Regions from separate parts of the Mus musculus genome. Here all the other regions are linked to region 4. A link is a loop called in an ENCODE intact Hi-C map of the cell type or tissue named here. Cell type or tissue: left cerebral cortex. All regions are shown on one strand. Region 1 holds the start of Tmem260 (transmembrane protein 260). Region 2 has its middle 51 kb from the start of Naa30. Region 3 has its middle 25 kb from the start of Tmem260. Region 4 has its middle 77 kb from the start of Tmem260.

Evidence for each region. A loop is a pair of places that touch in the nucleus more often than their neighbours do. Peaks named below come from ENCODE experiments on the same cell type or tissue, not always from the same donor. Only the 100,000 strongest peaks of a DNase experiment are listed, where the experiment ranks them.
Region 1: it touches region 4 in a loop (6-fold over the local background); 12 of 42 quality-filtered maps call a loop at or near these places.
Region 2: a loop joins it to region 4, with 9 times the contacts of the local background. A loop is called at or near these places in 24 of 42 quality-filtered maps.
Region 3: it touches region 4 in a loop (2.3-fold over the local background); 7 of 42 quality-filtered maps call a loop at or near these places.

The regions. Positions count from the first base shown.
Region 1 is chr14:48,441,927-48,449,926 of GRCm38, forward strand. Tmem260 (transmembrane protein 260) reads left to right here and starts at 4,426. Exons shown (of 16, transcript NM_172600.4): 1 at 4,426-4,677. The coding sequence starts at 4,530. In left cerebral cortex, a CTCF peak has its summit at 4,129; DNase peaks (open chromatin) are centred at 4,214 and 4,406; H3K4me3 peaks cover 1,713 bases; H3K27ac peaks cover 1,229 bases.
Region 2 is chr14:49,116,910-49,124,909 of GRCm38, forward strand. No RefSeq gene overlaps it. Among named protein-coding and RNA genes, the nearest start is that of Naa30, 51 kb to the right of the region's middle. RefSeq lists an enhancer at 4,231-5,724. In left cerebral cortex, a CTCF peak has its summit at 1,645 (motif pointing left); DNase peaks (open chromatin) are centred at 1,657 and 3,917.
Region 3 is chr14:48,417,181-48,425,180 of GRCm38, forward strand. No RefSeq gene overlaps it. Among named protein-coding and RNA genes, the nearest start is that of Tmem260, 25 kb to the right of the region's middle. In left cerebral cortex, no CTCF peak of the experiment used is centred here; DNase peaks (open chromatin) are centred at 4,450, 5,081, 5,913 and 7,777; H3K27ac peaks cover 2,078 bases.
Region 4 is chr14:48,365,593-48,373,592 of GRCm38, forward strand. No RefSeq gene overlaps it. Among named protein-coding and RNA genes, the nearest start is that of Tmem260, 77 kb to the right of the region's middle. In left cerebral cortex, CTCF peaks have their summits at 1,701 (motif pointing left), 4,923 (motif pointing right) and 6,393; DNase peaks (open chromatin) are centred at 1,039, 1,255, 1,697, 4,928 and 2 more places.

The DNA of each region.
Region 1 (8,000 bases), 76 kb after region 4:
GCAGACTGGATGGCTTTACTCTTGGATGAATGGCACAGTAGTGGGAGCCTAGGGAGGTGTTGTGGTTGTTGATGTTGTTGCTGGTGCTGTTGTTTGGTTTGGTTTTGGCCTTATTTTTCCCTGATTGATTGCTAGAGGGGCTGGCAACTCACAGATCCCAACGGACATAGATAAAAGCAAGCAAACAAGAAGTACGAACCAACAGAAGGCTACTCTGTTTAACTCCATTTAACAAATGAATCAAGAAAGTAAAGAAGAAGAAAAAAAAAGACACATGGTTTTACTGTGACCTAAATCACAGCAAAAGCTGTGACAAGGACTGAGTGGGGTATCAACTTAGACCTTTGTCATCTCCAGGGGCCCCAATATAACCACCAGGATGGTACCAAAGTAGGTAATAAATGATGCTCTTAGTTTCAATGGCATCACTGGAGAACACTTCCTAGACGTCTGTCTCTACACAGCAGTAATGGAGTGTCTCTCTACCTCCCTGACAGATGGAATCAGAGGGGCCTAGAGGGCCAGAATTTTTATTACCATCTCACAAAAAGAGAGCCACTTGCTTCACCCACAATGTGGTGCCAGTAGATGCCACAGGAAAACAGGAGAGGCATTTCCACCCCTCCCAGCTAGACAGGGAGCAAGAGAGACCTAGTGGGAAGAGGGACAGTCAACAGGAATAAGCATCAGAAACTCCCTTGGGTTTTAATAGTTTATTCAAGTGCCAGGAGTGTGGGCGTCCATGGAGGGCAGTGAGAAAGCTTCCTGGAGCTGGACTTAGAGGCAGTTGAGAACTGCCTGGTGTGGGCACTGGACATCCACCTCAGGTCCTCTATGGCAGTGGTGAGTGCTCCTGACTGCTGAGGCACCTCTCCAGAATCCCCAGCCCTAAGCATTTTGAATAAAGGATAGTTGCTTTGAAGTGATTTTCCCACCAACCTGATGTTGTTTCTAACTCATGTTCCATGGTCTCTATGATGGCTATTGGATATGACAACTTGGCTTTCCCAACATTCCCTATCATTTCAGTTGAACAGCAAGTTTTTAACTCAAACCCAAGTCTAGCCTGCATTTCGTGACGTCCTTGCCTGTGTGTTCTACACCTGTTTAGTCAACTCCCAGAGTCTCATTGGATAATGACTTGAAAAAAAAAAACAAAAAACCTCACAGTATGTATGTCCTCTGATTTGCACACTTCTCTGTTTTGTAGTTTTTATTGTCGTACCTTCAAGGACAGTGAGATGTTGTAGAACATGAACAATAATATTCCTTCTGTATCTTATAGTCTACCCCAGAATCAAGCTCATCTGTCGTGTGCAAGCCAAAGTGTTCTCTAGTCCTCTTCTCTCTCTAACTTCAACCCTCTTCTGTTTCCCTTGGCTCCATCCCTAATATACTCATCTTTTTCAGATACTCCTTTAAACTACAAGAGAAAACAAAATGAACCTTGTCTGGCACACTTCTTTACACTTCTTACAAATACATTCTATTGTCAATCAGCTATTTCTTAACTCACTGGCACCTGGTTTTCATATCTACCACTACTGAAACTGAACTTTTTTTTTTTTTAAAGATTTATTTATTTATCATATGTAAGTACACTGTAGCTGTCTTCAGACACTCCAGAAGAGGGCGTCAGATCTTGTTACAGATGGTTGTGAGCCACCATGTGGTTGCTGGGATTTGAACTTCAGACCTTCGGAAGAGCAGTCGGGTGCTCTTACCCACTGAGCCATCACACCAGCCCGAAACTGAACTTTTAACCATCCAAGGTTCAAAACTGCACAGGTCATCAAATCTAATTATGAAGGGCATGGTGTAGTTAGCTCCCAGCGTGTATTCTCCACTTACTCATTGTAGGAGAACCTTGAATGTGGTGGTTTGAATGAGAATGGTCTACATAATTCAAATTTTTGAATGCTTGATTCCCTATTGGTGAATTGCTTGAAGTATTAGGAGGTGTGTCCTTGGTGGAGGAGGTGTGTCCTTTCTGGGGGAGGTGTGTCCTTGCTGGAGGGGGTGTGTCCTTGCTAGGGGAGGTGTGTCCTTGCTGGAGGAGGTGTGTCCTTGCTGGGGGAGGTGTGTCCTTGCTGGGGGAGGTGTGTCCTTGATGGGGGAGGTGTTCCACTGGGAATGGGCTCTGTGTGAGGTTTCAAAAGCCCATATCAGGTCCAGCGGCTCACTCTCTCTGCCTGCCTGTGGATAAGAATGCAAAACTCTCAGCCACTTCTCCAGTGCCTGCTTGCGTGCAACCATGCTCCCCAACACGATAATAAATGACAAACTCTTTGAAACCACTAGCAAGCTCCTAAATAAATGCCTTTTTTTGTAAGAGTTGCCTTGGTCACAGTGTGTCTTCCTGGCAATGCAATAGTGACTTAGACCCTGAGTCTGGGAAGGGGAGTCAGTGGGCAAGCTGCTTGCTAGGTGTCTTAGTCAGGGTTTCTATTCCTGCACAAACATCATGACCAAGAAGCAAGTTGGGGAGGAAAGGGTTTATTCAGCTTACATTTCCATACTGCTGTTTATCACCAAGGAAGTCAGGACTGGAACTCAAGCAGGTCAGAAAGCTGGAGCTGATGCAGAGGCCATGGAGGGATGTTCCTTACTGGCTTGCTTCCCCTGGCTTGCTCAGCCTGCTCTCTTGTAGAATCCAAGACTACCAGCCCAGAGATGGTCCCACCCACAAGGGGCCTTTCCCCCTTGATCACTAATTGAGAAAATGCCTTACAGTTGGATCTCATGGAGGCATTTCCTCAACTGAAGCTCCTTTTTCTGTGATAACTCCAGCTGTGTCAAGTTGACACAAAACTAGCCAGTACACTAGGCAAAAGTGAGGTACTGTGTTTGGATCTCCAGAACTCGTAGAAAATCAAGTCATGCTGTTGGCACCTGTAACTCCAGAACTGGCTGGGAGACAGTTGGATTCTATGGGCTCCAGCTAATCAATTTATCAAAAAACAAACAAACAAACAAACAAACAAAACAAAGAACCCAAATGAAACAAAACCAAGTCAAAAACAAAAAACAAAAACACCACCACCACTAACAACAACAACAACAAAAAAACCCAAGGTGGGCAGCTATAGTTGAAGACATCCAAAATTGACCTCTGGTCTCTACATGTACAGACTTGGACAACTCCCCTCCCCACCACACACACACATTGTCACATATGAACACACATACATACAAGATAATCCTGGACAAGCTGTCTAGTTGAAAGGTGTATTTCTCATGATCTCTTGCTACCAAGAAAAGCATTTTCCTCAATGGACGTCAATGGAGAACTTGCTACCATGTCTCCCAGCCATGAAAATCTCTCCCAAATAAACTGCTTCTTCTATAAGTTTCACTGGTCATAGTGTTTTCTCATGCAATAAGGAAAGTACACTGCCCAACCCCTGTGTCCCAGGAGCTCAGATGATAAAGCATTTTATAAACACCAGGAAAAGACTAAGATAGGTGGGCACAATTACTGCCTATCAACTTCACAGCCTGGACACAGTGTTCCTGTCAGACTGCAAATAGCACATTTGTGAATGTTGCCCATTTCCCGTGTATTCTGACACAGATTCTAAGGAGGTTGCCCGCTCCCTTCCCAGACTGAATAATTGCTAAAATAATGCAAACTGCAAGCTTAAAATGTTTACTAGCCTAGCCTGCATGAGGCCCTAGATTCAATTCTCAGCAGTGTGCTGTGTATTGTCTAGTAGCTCCCATCTCTTTCTACATTCCATTTGCATTATTTATGTGGGCTCTTGATTTCATTTTCCACTTTTAGAGCAAAAAAAACAAAAAAACAAAAATCATTCTTCTTCATTTAAGTAGGAGACACTCTTATCATGAAGAGTTAATTTTGTTAACTCAAGTATTTCAACTCACCTACTGAGTTCTCATGTTAAAAAAAGGCTAATTAGCACATTTTAATATCTTAAAATTAGTGAATTAATAATTAGCATATGGATTTACATTAATTTTAATGAGGCAAGGCTCTATAAATACATAGCCGCGATCAATGAGTCCACTGAAAAATATAATAGCAATTAATGTATTTGTGGCTTACTACATGGTTGGAACCCTTCCTTGTTGGGTTTCTAGGGGGCTCTCTTATGCAGTTCCACCCCACGCCACAGGGGGCAGAGCAGCGCTTTCTGGCTCACCGTTATCCACGCCACTTCCGTCTCTTTTGGAACGGACCAAGTCAGTGCGGAAAGGGGGAGAGAGACTGCATAGTGCGAGTAGGCCTGGCCCATGATTGATGTCGTTGGGAATTATGCTCCCTTGTGATTCGTTACTTCAAAGCACACTGACGCAGACACAGTACCACGCGCAGTGACCCCCAGAAGACTCCTAAGCCGTGCCGGAGTGCGCCCGCCATCTCCTCCTCCCCGACCTGGCGGGCGAAGGTATGGTGCGCTCGGCCCTGCTAGACCGGAAGCCGGCGCGGGCTGTGCGCGCCTCTCGGCCAGGGAAGGTCCGCACCGCTGCGAGGGGTCACGGTCCGCGAGCTGCGCGCGTCCGGGCCCATGGGTCTCCATGGCGACGGCGGGAGCCCGGCAGCCGGAGCGGGGCCGTGGCGCTCCGGGGCCCTCCGCGGCAGCGTGGCCGTGTTCGCCTCCGTGGCTGCCGTGTTCACCCTCACGCTGCCCCGCTCGCTGCCTGGGGGAGACTCGGGTAAAGTACTCGCAGGCCGCCCTCCTCCCCGCCCCCCTGCCTCCGGGTGCCGCCGCCTCGGTGTCCCGGCCCCGCGTCCCCTCGCTGGAGCTCCGTGCACGGTTCTGAATTCCAGAACCAGTTCTCTTTCCGGTTCTGGATCTTGGTCTCTGTGTTCTCGAGCTGCTCAGCCGATGAAATTTAACCACTGTCCACTTTGCCCGGATCGTTGTTACCTGTATCACCTGTCGTGCCCTTACAGTGTCACAGACAAAAAAAGATTGACAGTAGTTAACAAATAGCATGGAGCGTTCTACTGTGTTTAGAGACGACACAACGGGTTATTAAATAAACTACATTTTAAGTAGTGGTGAGTTACGGAGGCACTAAGGGAGAATGTGGTTGGAGTGGTAATGAGTAGATTCCTCAGAAGGTCAGGAAAGGCTACCTTGGAGGTGTATTAGTTAGAACCTGAATATTAAGGAACCAGCCATGCAGAAAATTTAGAGGGGAACTCATAAAAGGGAATGCAACTGAAAGCACCCCTCTTCCTGTGAAAATGAAAGACAGGTTTCACACAGATTAAGCTAGGGCATACTTTTCACATATCTGAGTCTAGAAACAAGTCCCTGGTTTGGTTTGGTTTTTACAGCCAGATAAAGTGATCAATAATTTCTCATAATAATCAGCCGTGTTTTCAGAATGGTTCTGTAATGGAACAGTCAAACCGTTTCCTGAAGAGCCCATGAGCTGTTTATAATTTCACTACCTGACAAGTTCACCCGGATTTGGTGGCTGCAGGGGGGAGCATTTATCATCTGTCTGTGGATCAGTATCTCTAGGTGCAGTTTAGCCGGATTCACTAACACAAGACAAGGTGGGGGCCAGGGTTGCAACTTCTCAGGACCCTGTTTAGGGAGTATCTACTTCCAAACTTAAGTCTAGCCCTATATCCCATGTGGCTCTCTTCATAAAATAGCTGATTCCTGTCAAAAGCAAGAGAGCATTCTGTCACCTCTGTCATTTTTGAGACCTAATCCTGGAAGTGATATGCCACTGCCCTGTTTTATTGGAGAGAGTCGGTAAATCTAGACCAGTTCAAAGGGGAGAGGATTACACGGCAAGAAAGCCCTGAGATGGGGATTACCAGGACTGTCTTCAAGATTGCCTGCCACGGAGAGAAGCCTCCATCTCCATTTTCAGGTCATCTCTTCCCGGTTCCACTGAACACTTAGTGGGGGTGGTGTTTCATTAGCATAGCTGGGAATGGAGTTACCAATTTCCTAAGATTAATGTTAAAAAATGAAGGAGTTTTAGGGTAGCAAGGGATTTGATAAAGGAGAGTTTAGAGGTTACATAGCTCTGTACCCATTAAAAAGTATCAAACAATTTATTTGAGCCACAAATACAGGATAAGAAGAATAACATTGCATTTACTGTACAGCACTCATTGTTCCAAGTGCCTTTTATGGAGTTTTACCCTCCCAGCTGTCCTAGAAGGTAGGTAATATATCTTTGTAGATGAGAAAAGGCTAACCTACATGCAAAGTCACAGTGAGTGAGGGTCTTCTGAGAAGGACTTACAGATTGATGCTGGAACAGTCTTCTTAATGCGTATGCGAAAGAGTTTGGTGGCATTGTTAAATTATCCATCCATCACACATAGTGAAAATAAATTTGAAGTTGTTGCCTTTTTAAATTCTGTATTTCATGTGTTACCAAAAGAATAAAGTTGTGTGTTATCTGATTTACCAGACTTCTGATATGTTCTGCTTTGTTTACTGTATGCTAAGTAGCGCTTGCTTCTGATATTTCATGGTCATTTTCAGGAACCATCAGTGAGTTCTTTGCAACTATGTGCCAGTGTGGACATTTTGTTTAAGGTTACTTTCGACCATATTGTTTCTGTGATGTACTTGAATACTTATGAATATATATTCTGTCAATAAACAGAATACATCTCAAAACCAAATAAAATATGCATTTTTTTCTGATAAGTGTTAAGTTTTCCTCTATAGATATATATCACATTGTGGGGCACTGCCAAAATTATTTTTTGCACTAGTAGACATTCATATTCATGAACAATTCTCATGATCCTTGAAAGAACTAACTTACAGATGGGTTTATATGTATTAAGTATAGTTATTCTAATGGATGATATATGGCCATATTAAACATATGCACACTTGAAGCATCTACAGACAGCTCTGGGCTTGCTTCTAATTTGCATTTGGGACAACAAAGTTGTGTGTCTTCAAACCCGAATATACCTCAGAACTGCCCCACAGGTTTGAGTGGTAATGTTAGAAGATCTTCAGGAAGTTCTGTTCTGATACTCGCAGCCCTTTAACTTAACTGAGGAAAGCCCACCAAACTCAGGAGGCCATGAGTTTATGTTAGTATTTCTGTTACCTTCTTTTTTTTTCATATTCACTTTAAGAACTTTCCCTTTGCTCTTGACCAGGAAGACACAGATTTGGAACAGTAGCATATTTTTGTTTAGATTGAACATTGCCAAGAATTGATGGACTTTGCAGAAAGTACAGGTGTGTGTGTGTGTGTGTGTGTGTGTGTGTGTGTGTGTGTGTGTGTGTGTGTGTAAAAGCAGTTAGGGAAGGGTGTCAAAATTAAAGTGTAGTTTGAATACATTCTGAATGGAAGAGAATGGAGACCTTGAACTTATGATATGCTTGGTCTCTCAGATAAGAGCAAAAACTTGAGCAAAGTCATGGAGTAAAATTGTAGGATCGCTGCCTCTCAGTAATTATGCAAGGAACAGTTTTGAGCATTTTTAGACTATAAGCAATTCCTCTGAAAGATGTTCAGGACACAAAAAGTTCTCCAGTTTCTGAGGTGCCAATGTCAGTAATTGGTTTACATAAGCAGCATGTGTCTGATTGACCTTAGGGGGTTTGTAAGTGGTAATGATGGCCATGTGGTATGCCATCACCACCCTCCAATCGCAGAGCATTTGTGTTTGATTCTTTGTGGGTGCTCAAAGAGACTGCTGGTGTTTTCTTGGTGGGATCCTGAAATGGATATAATGATGTTTTTAAACTTAGTGAGAGAGAAATGAAAACAGCCAGCTGGAATATAATCCCATATAGGAAAGTGCTAAATAGTTGAACAGGTTCTGTGGAAGAGAAGATAATAATGCCGGGGCTGGAGCTGTGTGAGGAAAGGTGTTACTCAGAAGTGGTAGATGAATTGGACCTTGAAAGATTTAGGGAAGAAAATTACAAAATATTTCAGGGTGAGAAGATGAGAGATGGTGTATGTGTATGTGTGTGTGCGTGCGTGCGTGCGTGCGTGCGTGCATGCGTGTGTGTGTGTTTGTGTGT
Region 2 (8,000 bases), 750 kb after region 4:
TGAAACAGACCTGGTCTCAAATATCCTCGCTACAATGTAAACTATCTTTAAAATAACTGTAGAATAAAAGAATGTTGTAAAATACATTTAGAGTTACATATATATGTATGTATGTATATATAATATATTGCATACCTAATATATATTACACACACATACACCACAATACTCTTAGAAATAGTAGGTAACCATACATAAGCTACCTAAAATGTTAAACACATATTCCAAGAGACAGAGTCAGTGATATTAAACACCTTAGTATCAGGGACCCCATCAACATATGTAAAATAATTAACAGTTTTAGTCTATTATTAAGAAGATCAAGTCTTTCAGTGTGCAAACAGGCACTGTCATTTTTAATCTTAAAAATATATTTGTACCTTTAGTATTGGCTAATAGTAGAACTCAAAAAGAAGTTAAACTCACATGATATTTATGCTATATAAATATGAACTCAAAGTTAATTTTATCTTTTTTTCTCAAAAAAATACATTTAATCTGTACATAAAAATATGGGACTCAACTCAACTCATGTGGTCTTAAATTTATGATGGGATGTAAAAATTTTAGTGAGGGAGGAAAAATAAAATATTATTATGTTTAAATTAAGTTTGTAATTCAAAGGAGTCATTCAGTGGGGCTTCCAAATTCTACTTGTAACACTAGAAAGTCTTGCACACAAATCCTTGTTTTACAGGTTTTTGCCTGGCAATCTAACACTCCTTAGGAATGAACCAAAGAGAGATTGAGTGTATCAGGACTCCACCCAATCCCCAAGGAGTCAGCATCTCATCTATAAAGGTTAAACCCTTCTTTGCATTTCTCTCCTCTGCAGCAGGCAGCTCAGCTGCCACAAGCAAAACAGGCAATGCTTTTCTTTGCTAGTTCATTTGGAAAAGTTGCTCAGCTAACTGAGAAATATTTAATGAATTTTGCTTGTATTAAAATAAAGGTGATTGCTTTGTGGCAATGATGTACGCAGTTGAGAAAGTTATTACATTAATGTATTGTCTTTTCATGTAAATACATTAAATACTAATACTTTTGCCAAAATGTATTAGCAAGGAATATAATATGGTTCATGGCTCACGTGGTAACTGAAAAGAATTAACTGTATAAGTAATCAGGAGAAACAAAGTAAAAGTTCCTCTTAGCCTTGTCAATAAATATGGAATTAAAATTATTCAGGCTCGAAAATGCAAATAGAATGCATCTCTCCCAGCTAAAAAGGAAAATAAATAAATTTTCCAGGCAGAATTTATATATTCAATTTCTCTAAAAGTCCCAGATTAATTCCAGAACCAACCTCATCAAAATTCACTTCATATTTTTCAAAATTATCAAATATGTCCTTGTTTTTAAAACAATGAAATTATTATTCATGTTCCTGAAAAAGATTGCTTCCTAGTCAGAATACATTTTGAGGAAAGTTATGTTAATCAGAGCAGAAAAAAAAAATAATATAGCACTTCAGTGTATTAAATGTGAGATGAAATTCGTAGTGAACTTAAGAGCAAATAACCACTATCCATTTAAACAGATTAAATCTTGGGAAAGGGTAAAGCTTAGAAAGAATTCAATAAAAAATAATTAAATTAAAAAGCAAAACAAAACAACGGACTTTGTGTTAGACAACAGCGCCCCCTACTGGGATTTCGAGGCTGCCTGGACAAGCAGAAAAGGATTGGTGGTGTGGATCCAGGAAAGGGAATCCATAAGAACTTTTAGATCGCTGCTAGACACCAACCAGGGAGCTCAAGGATGCAGTGATGGAAACATTCCTTTCCTCTGTGTCATTATAAAAGCCAGCTTCACCGCCTGGCAGTTTTAATATTCTTTACTATAAGCGTGCAATGCATTGATTCAGCTTTGATATTTTATTTTATTTACCTTTTGAGGCTGGACTGTTGGCAAACTTGCTAGGTACCTGAGGATGGCTTTGACCTTCTGATCCTCCTGCATCCATATCTAAGGTGCTAGGATTACAGGAGTGTACTACAGCGCCTGCCTGGGTTGGCAGGGGGCGGGGGGTGGGGGGGGGAAGACTGGGAATTGAACTTGGAGTATCTCTTTAGTCAGTGTAAATACACGATAGATGCATGACATAAGGAAACGATACCTGGTTATGCAATTATCTAGATCAGACTTCTGTTAACAAACAAGGTACTGCAGAGGGTGCTTCATACAACAATCATACATGATGATATTCATAGCTTTAAATACACATATTCACATGTCTTACACGCATGAGGCTGACAGGCAAGCTGTGGCTCACAATGAAACCTTGCAGCCTTGAAGCTTACATAAGATGAAAATCTCTTTCTCTGCGCTAATTAGCTCCCCACCAAGTGCAGGTTTATGACTTCAGTTGTTACTGTTTAAGTGCACAAACACTCTTCACCCTCACAAGAAAAGATATTAATACTTTGGAACTTATAAAAGGTGAAGATTTTGATAAACAGGTTGTCCATTAAAACACTTAAAATCCATATAAAAGCCAAGTTGTATTTTAGATGCAATAATCCAAAAAAATTAAATAGCTAATAAATTGGCTGATATCCACTACTAAAAGAAGCCCAGGTCAAGCTAACTTGCTAAGTGTTCATAAATATCTCTGAGCAGAAAGCACACTAATAAGGAAATACACTGAAAGAAAATGTTGCATTTTGCATTATGCTGTGTTTAAGTATGGTTCCCCATAGACTCATGTGTCTGAACAAGTCTATGGGGGCCAGGGAGTAGAATGTGATGATGGTTTGTATATTCTTAGACCAGGGAGCGGCACCATTTGGAGGTGTGGCCTTGTTGGAATAGGTGTGACCTGGTTGGAGTAGGTGTGTCACTGTGGGTGTGGGCTCAAGACCCTCACCCTAGTTGCCTGGAAATCAGTCTTCCACTAGGCAGTCTTTGGATGAAGTCATAGAACTCTCAGCTCTGCCTGCGCCATGACAGCCTAGATGCTGCCATGCTCCCACCTTGATGATAATGGACTAAACCTCTGAACCTGTAAATCAGCCCCAATTAAATGCTTTTTTTCTAAGACTTGCCTTGGTCATGGTGTCTGTTCACAGCAGTAAAACCCTGACTAATACAATCATGTTCCATAAACTTTATGCTATATATATATATATTTTTTTCCCTGTGAAAGACATAAGAAAGAATAAAAAGTTTCCTTGTGAGTCCCTGGTAGAAGGCTAACCCTGCCTGCCATCCACCTGAATCCCACACCTGTAGTAGTTGAACAACAACCACAATGGACAAGTTAATAAAGGATAATGTCACTCACAATCCCTAGGATTTTGCCTTTGTGTTGGATAGCTACAATGTATCAAGAATGGCTCTAGGTGCTTAACGGAGTGTAACAAAATAATCTGAGCTTTTTCTCCCTGGTAATCTTACTTGGAACAGAGTTAACTGAAGTCAATGCTGACATCTGGAATCTAATAAGCTGCCTCAGCAAAAGCAAGACTGAAGAGCTGCTTCAAAGAGTTGATAGACAGGATCGGGCAGCTTTTTCATTGGCTGCTTTGTCCTTTTGAGTGTGTGTGTGTGTTGCTTCTGCTGCTGTTTTGTTTGTGGACCATGAACTTCATAATTGTGAAGTTTTCATCTACTATCAATTTGTGGGAAGAATTTTCAAAATTACATCTCTGGAGTTTTCTTTAGTGGATGACAGGAAGTCTTACAGAGGTGGTGACAACGTTTCAGTTGATGGTCTAAACAGACTGTCCCTTTGGTTCACAATAGATTCCTCTTATCATCTGGCTTACACATATTTGGCCCTTCATTTATAGTAAATTCCTAGAGTTCGAGGGGCCCAGTTTTGCCGTGTTACCATAGCAGCACAGTAGTGATACAAACATAGAGCTCCTCTCCTCTGCCACATACATGCCCTCTCCTGCTTCTCCCACTCACCACTGTCCCCTCCATCTGTTTGGGCTTGTTTCATTTTGTTTTTCCTTTCCTGCATGCTTTATTTCCACTCTCAAAAAAGATGTAGGCCACAAAAAAAGCATATGAGTAACTAAACAAAATATTCTAAACCCTGAAGTGTGGCTTGTTTCTCTGTCACACTCTTCTTAGTCAACCCTAGTGAGGAACAGCAATGTTTTTGCTGGAAAATGCATCATTTTAATGCTTTTGCATGCAAATAGTTTTGGTTTGAGTGACACAGGAGGGATTGAATAAGTGGGAGCAATAAATAGTTTTGGGGTGAGCATTCTGACTCCTCCCTCACCTCTCTCATCCCAGGAAATCCACATTGGTTATAGCACCTGGAGAGAAATGACACCACATGGAGACTGTCACAGATAAACATTTACACCTGAGGGAGTCGGGGACCTGGACAGCTTGCTTTCTGTACCAAGGGAGCACAGTTGGCCATCCTCCACAAACATCTGTGGGTTCCTGCCTTTGCTGTGTCTCTCTTCTTCCTAAGAATTCTGATGTCAATCAGCAATGTGCCCTATTACTGGAAGCCATGTTCTTTAGAAGAGGTTAGCTCAACTTTGTAACATAAACATAAGCTGTTTCCATGGCCTCCTTCCTTCCTTCCTTCCTTCCTTCCTTCCTTCCTTCCTTCCTTCCTTCCTTCCTTCCTTCCTTCCTTCCTTCCTTCCTTCTGCTTGGCTTAGGCATGTGTGTGTGTGTGTGTGTGTGTGTGTGTGTGTGTGTGTGTGTGTGTGTGTGTGTGCTGTGGTGTATGTCTAAGAGGAATCTGCTAGTGGCTTCCAGGTGATTGAGAGGCACATCAATATGGCCTCATCGTGGGTGGTCCAGGGATGACTTTCAGAATGAACACCGCGTATCACACAGCAGAAAAGAAAACATACTCCAGCCAGGTAACATTAAACAAAGAGTACAAAGAAAGCTGTTTTCAGCCACTAGATGTTGTGGTGTCTGGAAGTTCTAACTGGAAGGACGGCAGCCAAAGCACAGCCGAAGGGTAGCAGGCCATGATATAAAGTCAGCCAGCCCTGCCGTGACTTTCCCAGGGTCGTTTTTTATTATGTGAGAAAATATCCTTCATTATTGTTTGAGGCACCGCCTTGGCGATTTCCGTTTCTTGCAGCTGAAAGCAGCTCTGACCGGGTTTAATGGTTTCCAGTGGTTGGAAACTGCATGCTCCTTCAGAAAGGACTCAGCTAATCAGAGATTTGGAAGCAGCCGAGGAGGGTGTGCTACAAAACATTTAGTAAATAGAAAACAGGAGGAAACTATTATCCCGATAGTCCACAGTAATCATGGTGATAATTTGGGTTTTACAGTCTTTTAAAAACGTACTATATGTAACTACATATATTTTTGCATACAGGTAATCACACTGTATGTTAAACCTTGGCTGCTACTTTGTACAAATACAATCTCTGTACACAATGTAAGACCCAGCTACCCGGGAATTCAAGATAGGAAAACTAAATTAGGCAGTTTGGAGAAGAAATACAGACTGAATCGAAAGCACAAAGGTAGTGCCTAGGAAGGCAGACTGTGATTCTGGGTTCTTTGAACTCACCCGCTTCTTGTGGGATAGGCAGCTCAATGCTGGGAGTCATTTTTCCGGCCTTTTGTGGTCGTTTTGACTTTTGAATTTTTGCTTCTTGGTCTTCCAGATTTCAATGAACGGTGAACCAAGCTAGAGGACCTGTCAGCAGATGCAGAGAACAGAACCTTTTAGGACAGGGGCCGAGAATGAAAAACCAGTAAAGCAGGAGAGTGTGGGAGAACCTTCTCGAACTCACTGTAGAGGCCACACTGACCTCAAACTCATAGCCATCCTCTTGCCTCAAGCCTCCTGTGTGCTGGGATTATTGGTGAGATAGTCACAGCTGGCTTTTGTTCTCTCCTCCCCACCTTCTATCTCCCCCACTTCTGTCTCCTCCCCCTCGTCTGTCTCCTCCCACTCCGCTTCTGCCTCCTCCCCCTCTTCTGTCTTCTCCTACTCCGCTTCTTTCTCCTCCCACTCTTTTTCCCCATCCATTCTGGAAGTCAGTCGTGGGTCAGCACTGTCACATTAGGCAGAAGGTCTCCAGAAGGAAGAGTGTGCAGAGTCTCTTCATGATGATCTCTCCCTTCTCAGCTCTTCTTTCAGCACTGGAAATGAAATCCAGAGCCTCTCCAATGCTTCATTAGCATACAAGGTTGGAGGTTTTTTTTTTTATTTTAAAGCCAGAGGAGTCAGGTTTTTGGAAGCAGTAGAGTATTTAGGGAATCTTGGACATGGTTTTCGAGGGTAAATCTAATTTTGTGAGTGAATGGATATAAAGTAGGGGATTGCCTCCAAGTTACATACGAAGAATTATATGAAGAAGAGGATGCAAAGGGGGAGGGGGAGGGGGAAGAGGAGAAAACCAGTAGATTGAAGACTTTGAGAATGGAAGTGACATTGAGAATGTGGTCAAAGAGAACCAGACAAAACTGTGTTCTGTGCCTATAAAGGCTGATATGAGAAAACCAACATGCACCAGAGGATTTGGAGACCCAAATAAGTAATATTTAGGAGTTTCAATAGAAAAATAAAAATAACTTGACATAGGAAGGACCTTGAAAAATCTAAACAGTTCTAAGAAAAAGAAAGAAAGAAAGAAAGAAAGAAAGAAAGAAAGAAAGAAAGAAAGAAAGGATGTTAACTAATGTCAACCCCCAAGATATAACAAAATGGCTTCAAGCACATTTTAGTGACAATGTTCATGAAGTAAGTATAAAGATTCCTGGAAGGAACCCAATGTTCTCAGCAGAGAAATAGAGCTGTTAAAAACACCAGCAAAATACAGTGGTTCGTTCTGTAATCCTAGCACTCTGGAAGTAGAGGAATTCCAGGTCACCACAGGCTATATAGTAAGTTTGAAGTCAACCTGGGCTACATGAGACTGTCTCAAAAACAAAACAAAGTTAAGTGAACCTGTAATACCAGCGCTAAGGGGGCTGGGACGGGAGGGTTGAGCTCAAGGCTAACTTGGATTACCTAGCAAGACCCTGTCTCAAACTGGGGAAAAATTATTGAAATAGATCAATAGCACGATTAAGATGGCGGAGAAAAGAGTTGACAAACTTGAATAAGCATTAGTAGAATGATCCTGTTGGAAGAACAGCTCCAGGTGCTTGCTGAGCTCAGTGCACGTTATTGGAGTCCTGAAGAAGGAGGTGGGGGAAGATTGGTGCAGACCTTTTATTGTATAATGTATGAGGAATGCCCACATTGTAAGATGTGCACATACAGTCAAGAAGCCCCATGTATGGTAAACAGAAGAAATCCAAAGACATCTTGGCCAGGCAGAATGAAAGTAGTGAAACCAAACGATGGAAATGGCATGACTAGACCACGCAGGCGCAAAGCTTGCAGTAGTGGCTAACTGCTACTGCCTCAACACAGGCGGCAAAGAGATGGGCCTGGCAGACGCTTCCAGTGCTGGGAAAGGAATCCTCCCGCATGTCAGGCAAGTGCTCTACCCATTGTGGGCAGAATCATGTTTTTATGTAGCGCAGGGCATAGTTGTTTTCTGTCCTGTGGCTTCTGGCCTCGACCAGCTGGTGTTCCTCCACTTTGCTAGTTCAATATCCCCAGCCACTTTAGAAAGAGCAAAGATGTGAAGCCATGAGAAGATGCCAAGCTTTAGATCATGGATAATCAAGTCTGGTGTTTAAATTCTGTCTGTCTCCTGCTCGCTCGCTCCCCCGCCCCTTTCTCCACACCCGTGTGCCCCCCCCCCCCGTCTCTTTCTCAGTGTCTCTGTCTGTCTGTCTGTTTCTTCCTCCCTTCTTTCCCGTTCTGTCATTTTTTGGTGGGGAAAAATGCCCTCATAACTAGGAAACATGGAGTGCCTGATAAGACCTAGGGATGTAGCTCAGCAGTAAAGAGCTTACCAAGCATGCTTGAGACCCTGCGGTTGATCCTAGCACTGTGTAAACAGGGCACTGTGACAGGTGGCTGTAACCACAGCACTGGGGAAGTGATGGCCGCAGGATCAGACACTCAAGGCCATCCTCAATTGGTATTAAATTCC
Region 3 (8,000 bases), 52 kb after region 4:
TCAGCTCCAGCACCAGCAAGACCTGTGATCTCAGCTGCTTATTCTCCAAAGACACTTGATGCTGTTTAGACACTTCAGCTTTATTACCAGTGTAATGAGAACACTGGGCAGGACTCCGTTCCCAGGAATAGTCTTAGTGTGCACTGCTCAGAGCAGCTGCATCAGAAGGGCAGCCTGACCCTTTGCATTGTGCACATTTCCATGGGCCGACATTTCAGGGTTAGGTATGTAGCTCAGTGGCAGAGCCTTTTGCTTAACACGTGCAAAGCCCTAGCTTTGCTCCTTGTCTGTAGACACCGACAACAACAACAATAACAACAAAGAGAGTTGCATCTGAATAATATTCAGAAAAGGCAAAGGATCTGATTCCTCTAGTTGCCTCCCAAACTCTCAGGCCAGGACCGGGGAGTAATGCTCTACATGGAGGGCAATGGAAGGCCCTGCCGGTTAGAATGCTTCTCTCCATGTAGGACAGTCACGCATGTCCTCAGTTAACCCTGAATCCCGAGAAAGCTGTCAGCACCTCTGTATTGGTTTCATTTAGCCCACTCTCTGGAGGGCCTCTGGACTTTACTCAGACCTAGCTATCCCCCAGTTCCCTGCCCCTCAGAGTATAATTCACCTCTGAATGTACCTTGTGCACGGGCTAGGCTCCAGCCTGGCTCTTCACACCCTTGATCTGGGCCCAGGAGTATAGGAGCTTAGCCGCCCCTGGGATTGAGCAGTTCTCCATAATGCTGTCGCAATTCCGACATCCCTAAAGTGCTCGTCCACCTTTTTCTGCTTGAGAAAAAAACTTACTTTTTCAGGTAGCCACTCAAAACAAATCCCACAGTAAATACAGGCAGCTGATCTCTCCCTCTCCCTCCCCTCCTCTCCCTCCCCGCCCCCTCTCTTGTGTGTGTGTGTGTGTGTGTGTGTCTGTCTGTGTGTTCCAAGGTTTCTTTTCCAACATCGTGATACTTTACTTTTAAAAAAAAACGTTGCTTTTAATTTTATTTATGGCGATTCTGCGAGTCTGTGCGTGAGTGCTTGCAGAGCCTAGAAGAAGGTGTCAGGTTGTGAGCCACCTGATGTGCGTGATAGGAGCTGAACTCTCGTCCTCTAGAAGAACAGCAAACACTCTTAACTGCTGAGCCATCTCTCCAGCCCCACAGAGATGCAATCCTTAGACATCTTTTCCTGTCCTTTCCCAAAGATCCCGAGTGTTCTTTCTGTACCAGTATATTTTGTACCACTCCTACCAACTGCCAAGTAGACTCTAATCTCCCACAGTAATTAGCCCTAACCAATATTTAAGTGCTTAATTTTTTTCAAGTTGTTTGTTTTGCACATGACACTAATTTATGGTTAGGTTATAGTGACGGCAGCCACCATCATTTAAATTTCTAAGAAGTGTGTAAGCTTCTAGGGACCTTATTTTGGGGAGAAGGGGCAAGCCTTAAGGTGTTGTTTATTTATTATTATTATCATCATCATCATCATCATCATCATCATCATCATCACTTTAAAACGATCCCAGGATTCTTCTTTCCATGCTTAACTTCATTCTGGGGTCTTTAGGAATAATCAGCAGCGAGCCTGTGTGCGTAAAACAGCCCTGAGCTATTCTTTAAGTTAATTATCACTTCTTTTGGTGCTGTGAATGGCTGTTCAGTGACACTGTCAGCAAGTGGAAGGAACCAAATTACTTTAATTATGGAGTAATTGCACAGAGTGATGGTAATTAAATCTTGATCAGTTTAAGTGAGTGAATTAATTGCTCTAACTTGGAATGCACACCACCACAAGAGGAGTTGTTTTGTTGTTTAATTAACACCATCCACTGAAGTCTTATCATATCGGAAATGTAGACAATTAATGAGCCCGATATTACTCTCACCTTCACAGGAACTAGAGCCGATCGCCCTGGCAATGGCGGTGTGCTTGGTACGCCTGTCACTTGTGTAGACAAACTGGTTGTAATCTCTACTTTGCCTCCTGGAGAGATGTTCAGGTAGAAATATTTCCATCTATTAGCTTCTGGCCCCATTTCATTTCAATATTCTCTGACCTATGCACACAAGATACATTTCCAAATTGTTTAATGTTTTAAACTCTACAGCCTCAATTTTACTGTGACTCTGAGCATGTGTTCCCTTTGCATTTGGGAAGGTTCGGTGCTTACACAGACAGACTAAGGGGCTTCATAAAATGTGTTCAGTTTTCAGTCATCATTTATTGAAGTAGCTTTTCTGTCTATCTATTGCTCATTTTTAGTGCTGTGAATTACTTTGTGCTTTTAAAGCACATAGAATCCTTCCTGGACCTAGATCACCAATGTTTGTCTTTTACTATGAAAACTTTTGAAAATTGCCAGTGCCCAAGCCCTGTGCAAAATTTAAGGGGTTGGGGCTGAGAAGAAGCACAGACATGTTTTAAATTCCTTAGATGAGTCTAGGTGGAGAACAGCTTATCTAGAAAGGTCCAATTTAAAAAAAAATGTTGAGGTAGAACTACTCCTAGTTTTCTGAGAAAACGTCAAAATGATTTCCAAAGTGGTTGTACAAGTTTGCACTCCCACCAGCAATGGAGGAGGGTTCCCCTTGCTCCACATCCTCGCCAGCATCTGCTGTCTCTTGAACTTTTGACCTTAGCCATTCTGATGGGTGTAAGGTGGTAATCTCAGGGTAATTTTGATTTGTATTTCCCTGATGACTAAGGACTTTGAACAGTTCTTTAAGGCTTCTCAGAAGCCATTTGAGACTCCTCTGTTGAGAATTTTCTGGTTGGTTCTGTACCCCATTTTTAATTGGGTTATTGGGGTGGTTGGTGTCTACCTTATTGAGTTCTTTATAAATTTTGGATGTTAGCACTCTGTCAAATGTAGGGTTGGTGAAGATCCTTTCCAAATCTGTGGGCTGCTGATGTGTCTTATTGACAGTGTCCTTTGACTAGCAGAGATGGCTAGATGGCCATGAAAATGAATGGAAATATTCAAGTGATCAGGGTGAGATGGTGCAGGCAGGGCATCTCCAGGATAAGACAGAGGCCTGGAATAAGGGAGGCACCCAAGAATCAATGGGGGTGACCTTAGCTATGAATCACTACATCGGGGCTATGGGACCTGAAGAGGCCACCTCTTGTAGCCAGACAGGAATCCCAGTGGAGCAATAGAAGACACCAACCCACCCACAAAACTTTCAACCCAAAATTTATCCTGACTACAAGAAATGCAGGCAAGGGGGATGGAGCATAAACTGAGGGAATGCCCAACCAATAACTGACCCAACTTGAGACCCATCCCATGGGCAAGCACCAATCCCTGACATCATTAATGATACTCTGTTATGCTTGCAGATAGGAGCATGTTGTCCTCTGAGAGACCCTACCCAGCAGATGACCCAAACTGATACAGACACCCATAGCCAAACAGTGGCTGGGGCTTAGGGACGCTTATGGAAGAATAGGAGGAAGCTTTGTGCACAGGCTCCAGCTGGAGCTAATACAAGGCACAGGAGACTGCACTAAGACAACATGAACACGCTCTGAAGTCTTTTTTGTTTGTTTGGTTGGTTGGTTTGGTTTTGATTTTGGTTTTTTGGTTTTCTGAGACAGAGTTTCTCTGTATAGCCCTGGCTGTCCTGGAACTCACTCTGTAGACCAGGCTGGCCTCAAACTGAGAAATCTGCCTGCCTCTGCCTCCCTAGTGCTGGGATTAAAGGCGTGCACCATAGTTTTACTGTGTATGACCAGAGCATGCATTGTGAGAGATAGAAGTACATTGAAGAGAATAGGCCAATACCATTGATAAGCACTCCTAAGCTGGGTAGATAAATGTATTCAGCTTACTGCTGGACGAACCAGTGAAAGGCAGTTTGGTGTTCAGAGTAGTTTGGTGGCAGGGAGCTGGAGGGCAAGGCCAGGGCTGTTGTTGGGAGATCCTGGGGAGGTTTAAAGGAGTAGTTCCTTCTGGATAAGAACAATCAAGAACAGGAATGATTTTATAGTTGGAAATTCAGTAATTGTAATCGAGAAGCTAAGGGGATGAAGGCCAGGCTAGCTAGGCCAAGAGTACAGTTTCGAGTTTTGTTGTTGTTGTTGTTGTTGTTTATTTTGTTTTGTTAGAGAAAGGGGCTAGCCTAGTCATTTCTGTATGCAGAGCCTCTTCGGTTTTTTGCTCTTTTCTAATCTGGTCGAGGAGCGAAGGTACCTCTTCCTAGTCTGTGCACGTGGCTCATGCTCAGGAAGGAATAACACGAGCTAGCTGCCCACCATACTCTGCTTTCCCAGCGGACAAGGAAGGCGCTTGATCCCTTAAGTCACGTTAGGACTTAAATAGTGAAGACTCCTAAGGAATGGAATAACATAACAATGTTTCTATGGAAAGACTCCTTAGGAGGCTGTGTGGAGGATGGTTTTGAATATGACAAAGATGAATGCAGATGATTTAACAGGAACAGAGGAACACTCCCGGCAGTGGGAGTGTAAGGAATAAAAAGGGGAAGAGAGGGTGTGAGGGAAAGGAGGACAGGAAGCCCAGAATGGCAACGGTGGGGGATGGCAAGGAAGGGCTAGAGAGGAAAGGGGGGGAAGAGGGTAGAATGGAGACGACGGGAGGGAGGAGCAGGAAGGACAGTGGGGGGTGCAGGTGGGGGGAGGAGAGCATGAAGGAGAGAGCAGGAGGAGCAGGGTGGATGGGAGACGAAGAAATAAAATGATGGAGCACATAGTCGATCTCCACTTCGAGAAAGAATTTGACATTACAGACTTTCCCCGCCCCCCCCCATCCACCCTGAAAAGGGAAACTCTACTATTTAAAGTTCCTGCCTGGACACATACAACTGACTTGGGGCTTCTGAAGTGTGAAGTCCCCTTGTCCCAGCTCTGGGACCAGGCTGCAGCAGCCTTTCTCACTTCAGATGGGAAGGAAGGGCGTGCAGGGTCCAGGAGGCTGTGATTCAGAGCGGTCACGTCACACCGGGACAGAGACCGCAGGCTTTGACTTTCTTGGGGGAAGGGCTGTCTGTTGTCCCAGGGCTGTGAGTCACAGATAGCAAAGGACAGATGATGGAAAGTGACAGGAAACCCCCACTGAGCACAGTTCTCTGAGGCTAATGCACCCCAGTCAGGCAGCCTCTAAGGAAGTGTAAGTGGGCCATTCTGCTGCCAGAGAGCAGCAAAGCCCTGAAGATGAGGGGGGAGATAGGAGCTTCTTTCGGTGTGGGTAGGAAGCCACAGTAACTGAGCACAAAAGACAGCTGATCGGAGGACTTTTTGAAAGCTAAAGTGATGATTTTACTCCACTCTGGACTTTAATGTGTGTGCCTCTGTGTGTGCCTCTGTGTGTGTGTCTGTGTGTGTGTGTGTGTGTGCATGTCTGTCTGTGCTGGACACCACAGGAGGACATCACTTGAATAGGATCTCTCACCCCGTCTGGAGACCTTGGGTTTTTCAGCAAGCTTCAGAGATTGTCCTGCCTCCCCTACTTGGCTTCCCAACGGGCGGGGTTATAGGCACTTGCCACCATGCGTGGCTTTTTATATGGGTGCTGGATCTGAACTCAGTAAGGCTTAGCAAGGGCTTTTACCCTCTAAGAAATCTTCTCCAGACTCCTGAACTTTTTTTTTTTTTGATTTTTAATCCATGAAATGGTGATTCACTGGTCTGAAAAACAGATGCATAACAAAAACTCGTGTGGTAGAGGGAAGGGGAGATAGACTGAACGGTGGAACAGGGGCAGAAGATCAAGCAGGATTGCAGCTACTAATGATTATAAGGTTGACGCTGTAATCCTCTGGGGTGGGGAGAAGGCATGAAAAGATCTAAGTCTCTTTCCTTTTAGTCTCTTTGGGGGCTTGGGGTGGCCTCGAATAGCTTAATTTTAATCTGTGGCAGCACGGTTACATAAGTGGCTTGGAGCAGAGTGCTTCTTAGCATTTGCTTCTGTTCCATTTCCTGCAGATGCTCCGAGGAGCGCACTCACTGGTCTGATGCATTTCATAAGAATTCAGGCGACTTGTTTACCTAGTACGTCTATAGGGCTCCTCTGCAGATTACCAAAACACTCAGAAAATGAGGATTCTATTAGTTCATGACCTTGTGTTTTAGTGGGGTTGGGGGGAGTGGCTTTGAAATTCATAAAATGTGTTAATGTAGGGATAGAAATCTTTATCCCCCCATGTATGCTCAGTCCAATCAACAGGAAGGATTAGGTCCTAAATAATCTGACATTAGTATTAAAACAAACATTTACAAACATGTGTGCCCATTACTGGCTATTACATATGGAGCTTTAGTTCTTTATCCCCCAACCTTTTACTAGAAGGCATCACTGTATGTGACACTAGGTAGGGAATGCTAATTAAGACTTAGGTCACCTTTTCATTTAGTAGCAGAGGAAAAGCCGCAATAACCATTTGAGAAAGGCTAAGTGAATGGTGTGTCACACAACAGGGGGGCCTGAGGCTAGCTCTGCTTCTCATACTTTGCTAGTGACATGCTGAGGTGCTGAGGGCATCTGCGGCCCGGCCGGCCGAGTTCACAACTGAGCAATGCTGTATGTAGTTCAGCTCCCAGGCAGTTAAAAGCAACCTGGGAGCATCTGTGACTGTCCTTGAGTACTGGTTGCTTCTCCTGCTGCTGTGATCAGATGCCAGCAGAATCGACTTGAAGGGTTGTGTGGTATGCTGTGTGAAAGGCTCAGTCCATTGTGGTGGGGAAGTTGATGGCTTGGGTCTGAGGCAGCAGATATCTGCAGTCAGGAGGCAGAGAGCTATGAATGCCGGTACAGTTGTCTGTTTTAGTCAGTTGATGGCTCCAGCCCGTGACATAGTACCCCTCACTTCTGAGTAGTTCTTCCAGCTCAGTAGAAATGACTTCATTGACACACCCAAAGGTGTGCTTCCATCATGACTCAAGACTACAAACTGAATTGACAATCCATATTATCAATCCCACCTTGCTATGTTCTGAGAACTTGTTCCAGGACACACACCCTCCCCCCCCCCCATCACCTGAGCATCTCATTCCCACAGACACACACAGCAAAATCCTTGGGTGCTCAAATTTCTTCTATAAAATGGCAGTGTATTCAGCAGATGTGCACCACCCATATACCTTAAATAATAAACTGTGCCTCATGCATTGTAGAGGCAATGTAAATGGTTATTTTGTGTCACTAGAGAATAAAGACAAGAAGAAACTGCCTTTGTAATGCAGGTGGAAGGTTTCCTCGTTAATATATATTTTTAGTTCATAGTTGATTGACTCTAAGGATGTGGGGCCTGTGAATGCAGAGTGCAGACTGTAGACGATGTGTTTCCTCTTAATTCTTTTTGAAAGTAAACTTTTACTTATTAAAACCCATCTCTCTTGTGTTTTCATTCAATGGAATGCAGCTTTTATCCTAAGTCTCTCTGACTGTCTCACTTCTTGAGCCTTGACAGCAGCATCTCCAGTGGTTTCCTCCCTAGTGAAAACCATAATGACGTGGAAGTATAGTTCCCGCACTTGCTTTCATGAAGCTTGCCGTCTGCAATACTCCTTCCTTACAGGTTAAATGGCGGTAGGTTAAGAGCCTGACACTAAATTGACATTTTAACCATGATCTGTTTGCCCTCCCTGGTGCCAAATGAATGAAATCAGTTGCATGAGTGCTTCTGGCAGGCAGGGAATCATTCCTAGGTTGGATGTAGTCTGTTGATGTTTTAAAAGAGCACAGGCATTACGTTGGTTGGTGAGAGATGAGTAAGGCCAACAGCATGCTGCTAAACACACAGCTGTTGGGATGGAAAAGCTTGCTTGTTACTATGGCTGACTTAAAATTAGCAAGTTAACATCTTGAACTCAAAGCAGAAAAATTGCTCACCACTGATCTCCTCAGCCAGCGCATAGTCCCCCAGAGAAGTGGTGGGGAGCTGGGCAAGCGCAGAAGATTCATCTGCTTCAACAGGAAAGGGTGGTGTGACTTTAAATTCTTCCACGAAGTGAAGTATCACTTGCCTGTGTCTCCGTTAGGG
Region 4 (8,000 bases):
TCAGCTTCCAAACGCTGACACCATTGCATACACTAGCAAGATTTTGCTGAAAGGACCCAGATATAGCTGTCTCTTGTGAGACTATGCTGGGGCCTAGCAAACAGAGAAGTGGATGATCACAGTCAGCTATTGGATGGGTCACACGGCCCCCAATGGAGGAGCTAGAGAAATTACCCAAGGAGCTAAAGGGAACTGCAACCCTATAGGTGGAACAACAATATGAACTAACCAGTACCCCGGAGCTCTTGTCTCTAGCTGCATATGTATCAAAAGATGGCCTAGTCGGCCATCACTGGAAAGAGAGGCCCATTGGACTTGCAAACTTTATATGCCCCAGTACAGGGGAACGCCAGGGCCAAAAAGGGGGAGTGGGTGGGTAGGGGATTGGGGGGGGTGGGTATGGGGACTTTTGGGATAGCATTGAAAATGTAAATGAGGAAAATACCTAAAAAAAAAAAGACTATTGCCCCTTTCCTTGTATGCTACTATAATAAAGTACCTTAAACTGGTAATTTATAAAGAAGAGAAATTCATTACTTACAGCTCTGGGGAGCAAGAGGTCTGAGATCAAGGTTTCAGAAAGTCCCAATTTTTCTGAAGAATTAGGCTTTACACTCAAGGCGGTTCCTGGTTGGCTGTGTCTTCACATAATGAGAGGAATTGGATGGAAAATATTCAGTCTCTCAAGCCCTTCTATAAAGGTACTGATCCTACCCACGTGATTGAGTCATCACTCAAAGCCATCACTATATATATGTGTGTGTATATATATATATATATATATATATATATATATATATATATATATATATATATATATATATCCCAACTTTGTATCTTTTTTTAAAGGAGATGCTATCTAACAGTCGATGCTCTGGTCCCCTGGCTTTTAAAATCTTTCTGTTCCCTCTACTAGGGCATTTCCTGAGTCTTAGCTGTAGCGCTCGTGCTGTAGATGTATCCACACTGGGGCTGCTCACCCCACAGACAATTACTCTCTGTACTTTGACCAGCTGTGACTTTCTGTAATGGTTTCTATCTGTTGCAAAAAGGCGTGTCTTTCACAGAAGTGAGAGATACACTTAGGTGTGGGTGTAAGGGTAAGTGCTTAGGACACAGAAGTTATACTGCCCGAGGGAAGCAGCAGTAGCTGGCTCTTAGGGTCTATGGCCTTAGCAGCAGTTGGCAGCTGGCTAGGTTGACAGTACCAGGTGTGAACTCCCTCACTGAGCCATAAGTCTAACTAGGTAGCTGTTGGTTACCTCCAGGATGTAAGCACCGCCACTGTGCCAAGTGAAAACAGAGCACAGGGTAGGTAGTGAGAACCTGGATGACAGTTACGGCACACAGATTTTCCTCCATTCATAATGTCTGCCTGAATAAAATATTTAGATACTAATGTAATTGACACAAGACAACAGTGGTTTGTTTTGTCTTGAGACAGCGTCTCACTAAGATGCCCAGAACAACCCTGAATCTGATCTCCAGCCCAAGTTGACCTCAACCTTGGCAATCCTCCTGCCTCAGCCTTCAGAGTGGCCAGGATTATGGGCATTGGGCCACTAGACCTGTCAGGATTCTTGTTGGCAATGTTTCATTCCCACTGCATCCCCGAAGTCCCTGGGAAAATGTTACTTAAGCCTCCGAGAATACTTGGGGAGGTACATCCGGAATTCCCATCTGTGCTGCGTTAGCGCCCTCTACTGGCTCAATTATTTTCACCGGCACAACAACAGTAAAGGCTTATAGCAGTAAATAACTAAAGAAACAAGGACTTGAAACTGGAACTCCTTAAAAAGACAACACTCTATTTTAAGTGAGATGGTGTGACCCAAAAATACCATCACAACCGTTTCTTCCTGGTGCACAGATAGCTCTTATTGTAAACCACAGATGTTCGTTTGGTTGCTCCGATGCCACGATATTATATCATTCTGGTCCTATAATAACAATCACACTTCTGCCCCCCCCCCCAAGACAAACGTCAATGGCCAATTTGGACTGATTTAAAAAATACTGTCCAAACATCATCTAGACAAACAAAAGCATGCTGTTGTTTGGACAAGCAAGGAAACTATCTAGGGCAAGGAGAAATTCCAGGCTTCAGATACTGTCTCTTCACAAAGGAGAATGTATAGTTAGACTAAAAATATCTTTGTATCTGATCATCACAGGGTGGTGGGAACCTCTTCCATGTGCAGGGTTTGAAGAGTTTTGCATATTCACTAGTCTGGGTAGACACTACTGACTGTCTGGGTTTGAGGTATCTCTAATAGGCTGTGGCTTCAGCAAAAAGCAACAAGACTGCAGAGCGCACGCAGCACAGCATGGTGTACCCAGACACGAACTTAGTTCTCCGTCTCACACGTTCTAACACCATGTAATTTCATTCTCAAAAGACGGAGTTACTGCCAGTCAGCCTGGGACCCTCTGAATCATCATCAGGTCCTGTGTTAGCCACAGGACCTGTTTTACAATCTTGTGGTTCATGCTTTCCATAGGTTTCTTTTCAGAAAAATGCCTAGACTTCATTTGCTTTCTGTGTTCATTTCTGATAGCCAAAAGTGGGATATTACCCAAGAACCTTCTCGAAGGCTGTGAGGATCCCCACTGTCTACTGGAAGAGGGTCTTTCCTGATGCAGCAGTGTCCTCAGATCTTCCAGTTTCACAGTCAGACCCTCTGCTGGCCCCATTTCCCTACCCTTTCCCCCCCCCACTGTCTTAATACCATAGCACATTAGCTAAAGTTTTATATGTACAGGTTGCTCAACTATATATGATATTTAACGACATTTGCTCCAGCTATAGTCCTGTGTCCTTAACAATGCAAATGAGGAGATCCAAGACTGGGGCCATTGCCCTGGTAACCCAGAGCGTGGAACCGAAGAACGGAGGACTTTAAGGGAAGACAGAAAGACTTGTGTGCACATCTCTGCTGTCACTAAATGACCTTGGGCAAGTCACTTGCCCTATTCATGTCTTAGTCACAGAAAACGGGTCCAGTAACAGGATGCAAGTTGGTTGCAAGCATGGAGTGTGGTTGAAACACTGGACCACAGGAAGCACTTTCTAAAAGGTAGCTACATAAACCCCACCGTCATTGTCACTGATCCCACGCCACCATCCTCAGCCCCAAGTCTCCTTCAAATCTACAAGGCTGCGCCCTCTTCTTCTCAGAAGCATTGATATTTGCTTTGCACCTAATGTCTGGGTAGAAAAAAAAAGAAGAAGACAAATTTCTCTTTAAAAGGCGTTCCCTGGATCAATTTCATTGTCCTCTTCATGCCTCCAAACTCTTCCCACAATTTCCATGGATTCCAGAGCCCTGGAACCTAAGCCTTCTATTCTGCCTCTGCCAGGGGCCAATTGTAGGATATTTGGTCTCTTAGAACCTTAGGATTTGGGGAGGGGGGGGTCTGGGGACTGGAAAATAGAAACTTCACAAAACGGTTCAAAGAACTGATATAAGGATTCGGTGCCCCTCAGAGCAGACCCCCCCCCCTGTATTTCCTTTCATACTTGCTGGGGTAGTTCTGCCCCCTTGTCTCTGAGGTGTCCCCTATTTTGTTTGTGAAAGAAAGGGATTAGACCACTTTAACACTAGTGTCCCACGACACTTTACAATGTTTGGTGCGAGTCCCCACAAGACAGAATTAGAAAAAGAACAATTCAAAGATAGTTCCAACACCCTTGCTTCTTAGACACTAACTTCTTTTTCCTGGCTGACTTTCTCATGCTATACTCTGGAACTCTGTCTTTCTAATTCCTTGTGGTGAGTTCCATGTCTGTCTTTTCTCTCTTGCAACAAGCGTGTTTCTTTTTATTTGCCCATTGTTACTACATAACCTATTCTTCAAAAAGTTATTCTGTATCTTGTGTCCTAACCTTGAAGGCCATGACCTGATCTGTTTCCCAAACCTACTCTCAGCCAGCCTTACCCACCTCAGTCAATCTCCCCCATTTCCTTCCATTCAGTGAATAATTAAAAATTGAGCATTGAGGGCTGGAGAAATGGCTTCCATCTCCTCTGGTTCCCAGCATCCACATGGTGGCTCATAACCACCTGTAACTGCAGCCCCAGAGGATCCGACGCCATCCTCTGGCCTCCTTGAACACATGCAGTGTGCATACATACACGCATACACTCATAACACATAAAGCAAAAATAAAGCGTTTTGAAATTTTGAGCTTTATTCTTGAGTCCTTCTTTCCCTTTATCATCAACATCCAAGCATTCAGCAGATCTTGTTGTTCACCTCCAGAATATATCCATGTGTGTCAGCTTTCTCTACGGCTACCTGTGCTGTGCTGGATCAAGCTGCCACCATTTCCAACGCAGAATTGCTATAGTAAACCCATCTCCGCTCCCTTCCCATACCGCTTCTTTTCCACTTGGTACCCAGAGTAAGCTTTAAAGAATGTCAGTCAATCTGTGTGTTTTCCTTGTCCAATTTTATTCAATCTACTTTGATGTTCTGAGGCTATGGATAAAACCATCCCCTGGCCTTTCCACCTTCAATGGAGAGCCCCAGCCACTCTGAACATTGTGCTAATCAGATACCCCAAACCCACGCCTACTTGGAGATTCTTACTCAGCCTCCTTCTTTGGTCTGGAATGTTAGCCTCCAGCTCTCGGGTTAAATGTCACCTGATCAGGGACAACACTGCACACAGCACAACAGCGAATGTCATCTTAGCCCTGGTCCACGACTGTGTTCAATTTTAATAATTGCTTTCTGAGATCTCTCATATTTGATTTTCAGCCTACTCTATTGGAGTTAGGATCCTGGCTTATTTTCCTTGGTGGTGCCATTGCAGAGCCTAGGACTATACATGGCATAGAATAAGCTGTTCAATAAACAATTGCATGAACACAATCAAATCAACCCACATTGGCATAACAACACTATTACCATTTCCTACCACTAGAGGGCAACCAATCACCTAATTAGAATGACTAAATCTGTCCTTTCATACGTGCCTCCCAACTCAAGTTGATTTTAATCACTAACAGGGCAGATATCTTTTTTTTTTTAATGCTTTCAGAAAATAATAAAGGCCTTAGGTTTTCAAAACAGCCACTAGGGATAAGTCCAGGAGACAGTTTATTCCAGAATAACCAATGGAGATACTTTAAGTAAGTTTCTTATTTAATGGTGTTATTCAAGTTCGTTTGTTTGCTCATTTGTTTCATTCTGTAGAATGACATGCTGACTCTTGTGGTGTGGGATTTTCCAGGAGTTCGGATGAAATGTGTGTAGTAGATTGAGAACGGCTGAGGACGAATGAGTTCTGAGGACGAGAAGAGAAGCCCCTGCTCTGCGTTTGGCTGGAAGTGTTCTGTGCCATACAGCCATGCCTGCTAGGACAGCTTCAGATATAACTCAAGTTATTGCATGGAGGGAAGTTCTCCATGAGTGTGTTTTGTGTTTTTGACATGTGCTCTGTGATGTACCGAAGACACCAGAAAAGTTCTATCTTTTCTGTCCTGCCTTCTTACCATATTGGCTCTCAGTGTTTCATGTTGTTTTGTTCAGTTGTTTATTTTGTGGTATTTCTAGAAAATCATGTTCAAGGTCAAGAGACAGGAGGAAAGGGGAAGCCAGTGCCAGCCACTTCTCTCTTTCATCAGTAGAGGAGAAACCTTCCTGCTAAAGACCATTCGGCCACTGTTAGCTTTAAGGGACACTCAGAAAATGTCTGCTTAACAGCAAGAGAATCATCATGATGGATAGAAAGGCCAGGACTCATTGCCAAGTGCAGTCTGTTTGTTACAAACTATAACAGAACAGGTTTCCATTCAGTCCAAGGAAGGGAGCTCTTAACAGTATCTGCTTCAACCCTCTGCTGTTTCTTGGGAGCCCTGGAACTAGTGATTCTCAGCTGGCTTACAATGGAAATGGCACCAGCTCCAGCACTCTGCAGATGTGACACCTGGACGCCTGTCCCTAGCTTCTTCTGAGTCAAGTTCTCCTACACACACACACACACACACACACACACACACACACACACACACGAGAGAGAGAGACAGAGACAGAGACAGAGAGACAGAGAGAGACAGAGACAGAGAGAGACAGAGATTGACAGAGAGAGACAGAGATTGACAAAGAGAGACAGAGAGAGACAGAGACAGTGACAGAGAGAATCATAGATTCCTGCCTAGCCTTAAGCTTTGACTAAAGTGATCCTCACTAAGCCATTCTTGGCCAGCTCCATGTCGCGGGCATGTCTGTTGGGCCACCCCTGTTCTCACAGACAAGTCCACTCTGGCACACATCATGCTGCTCTGTAGCTGTTTGGGTTTTGTCTTTGTTCACCACAAGAGTGAGCATGGAGCCTGGCACATAATGTGGATTAACAGCTGTGAATGAAGCCGGTGAGAACTGCAGAGCTGGGCTACACACTGTAGGTGGTGCTGGACCGAGCACAGAGAACATGCAGTGTTGGTGCTAGAGAGTACAGCTTTCAGAGAAGTGCTTGGCTTATAGCCACCTTTTACATGGTGTGGACGATAAAGCTCTATTGGAAGATAGATAATAGATTGAAAATATGCTCTCCCATTCTCTGGGGGAAGCCTCCCCCACCCCATGAACTACCATGTCCTATCTGTGACTTATACTTTAGCTTCCTATATAAGGAACCATTGCTCAACCCAAGGCCACAGTTACCTCCGTGTTTTCTCTTCAGACTGTATAGTTTTAGCTTTTACATGCGTGTCCTGATCCCTCTGATTGACTTCTGTATGTCAGTGTGCAGCAGAGGTACAACCCCAGTCTTTGGCATATTTATGTCATGTTGAAAACAGTCTTTCCTCGTATACCTGTCAGAAATCAGCTGGAGGTCACAGATGTAAGAATATGATGATCTGCTCGCAGGCTCTGTTCTTGGTGCCATTCTATTAGTCTTGTCTTAGTCAGAAAACAGACCTAAGGGAGAAATCACACACAGAGAGAAGGGGAGTAAGGAGGGGGGAGAATTAACATATATAAACGGGATTGGCTTGCAAAATTGTAGTAAAGTCAAAATTGTCTGGAAGGACAGACGACAGCCCTAACGCAGATGTCAAGCTACTGTTAACAGGAAGAATTTCTTCCTCTTCAAGGGAGCTTTGAGTCTCCCTTCGGATGACTGATTCAAGCCCTCCGATAGCCTATGGTGCTCGTCTTTGCTTTAATTCAATTGGTCATACACTTTAATGACATCTACAAAACAAATCCATAACACCGCTTAGGTTAGTGTCTGACAATATCAGAAGTCTCGCCAGGGTGGCATATAAAACTGACCGCCACGATCTATAAGCCTGTGCTCACACCTGCACCACAGTCTCCATTTAATTACCAAAGCTCTGTGATCAATTTGCCGTTGGGAAGTCTACATTGTCTAACTGTGTTCTTACTTTTTTATTTTTATTTGTGAGTTTGTTGGGTACCTGTAGAGGCCGCAGGAGGACACTTGATCCCCTGGATCTGAGATCACAGGCAGTTGTGAGCTGCCTGATGTGGGTGCTGGGAACTTAATTTAGGTCCTAGGCAAGAACAGCAGAGTTCTTAGCCCCAGAGCCATCTCTCCAGCCCATGGTCTTCTTATTAGAGATTATCTTGTCTCTGCTGAGTTCCTTGTATTTCCATATGAACTTTAGAATTAGCTTGTCAGTTTCTGCACCCACAATCATTTTTATATTGAAGTAAATTGGCAACTTTGAAATCTAATGCATGTGATCTCAGAGAGTGGACCAAGTAGACCACTTGGTCTTGGCAGGAGAGAAAAGTTTTTCTTTACCATGACAAAGCACATGGCCAAGATGCCCGTGAGGCAGGTGTGCGTGAAACATTGGTGTGAGGTCAGTTTTATGTGACATGGTGACTTCATAGATGATAACACAAAGAAACAAAGACAAGAGCTTTAAGAGCATCCATGCATCTGTCTGACCAGAAGACCAAGACATGATGAAATGCTCATACACTAGGGAGAGCTTAGCACAGCCTTCTTGCCAGAA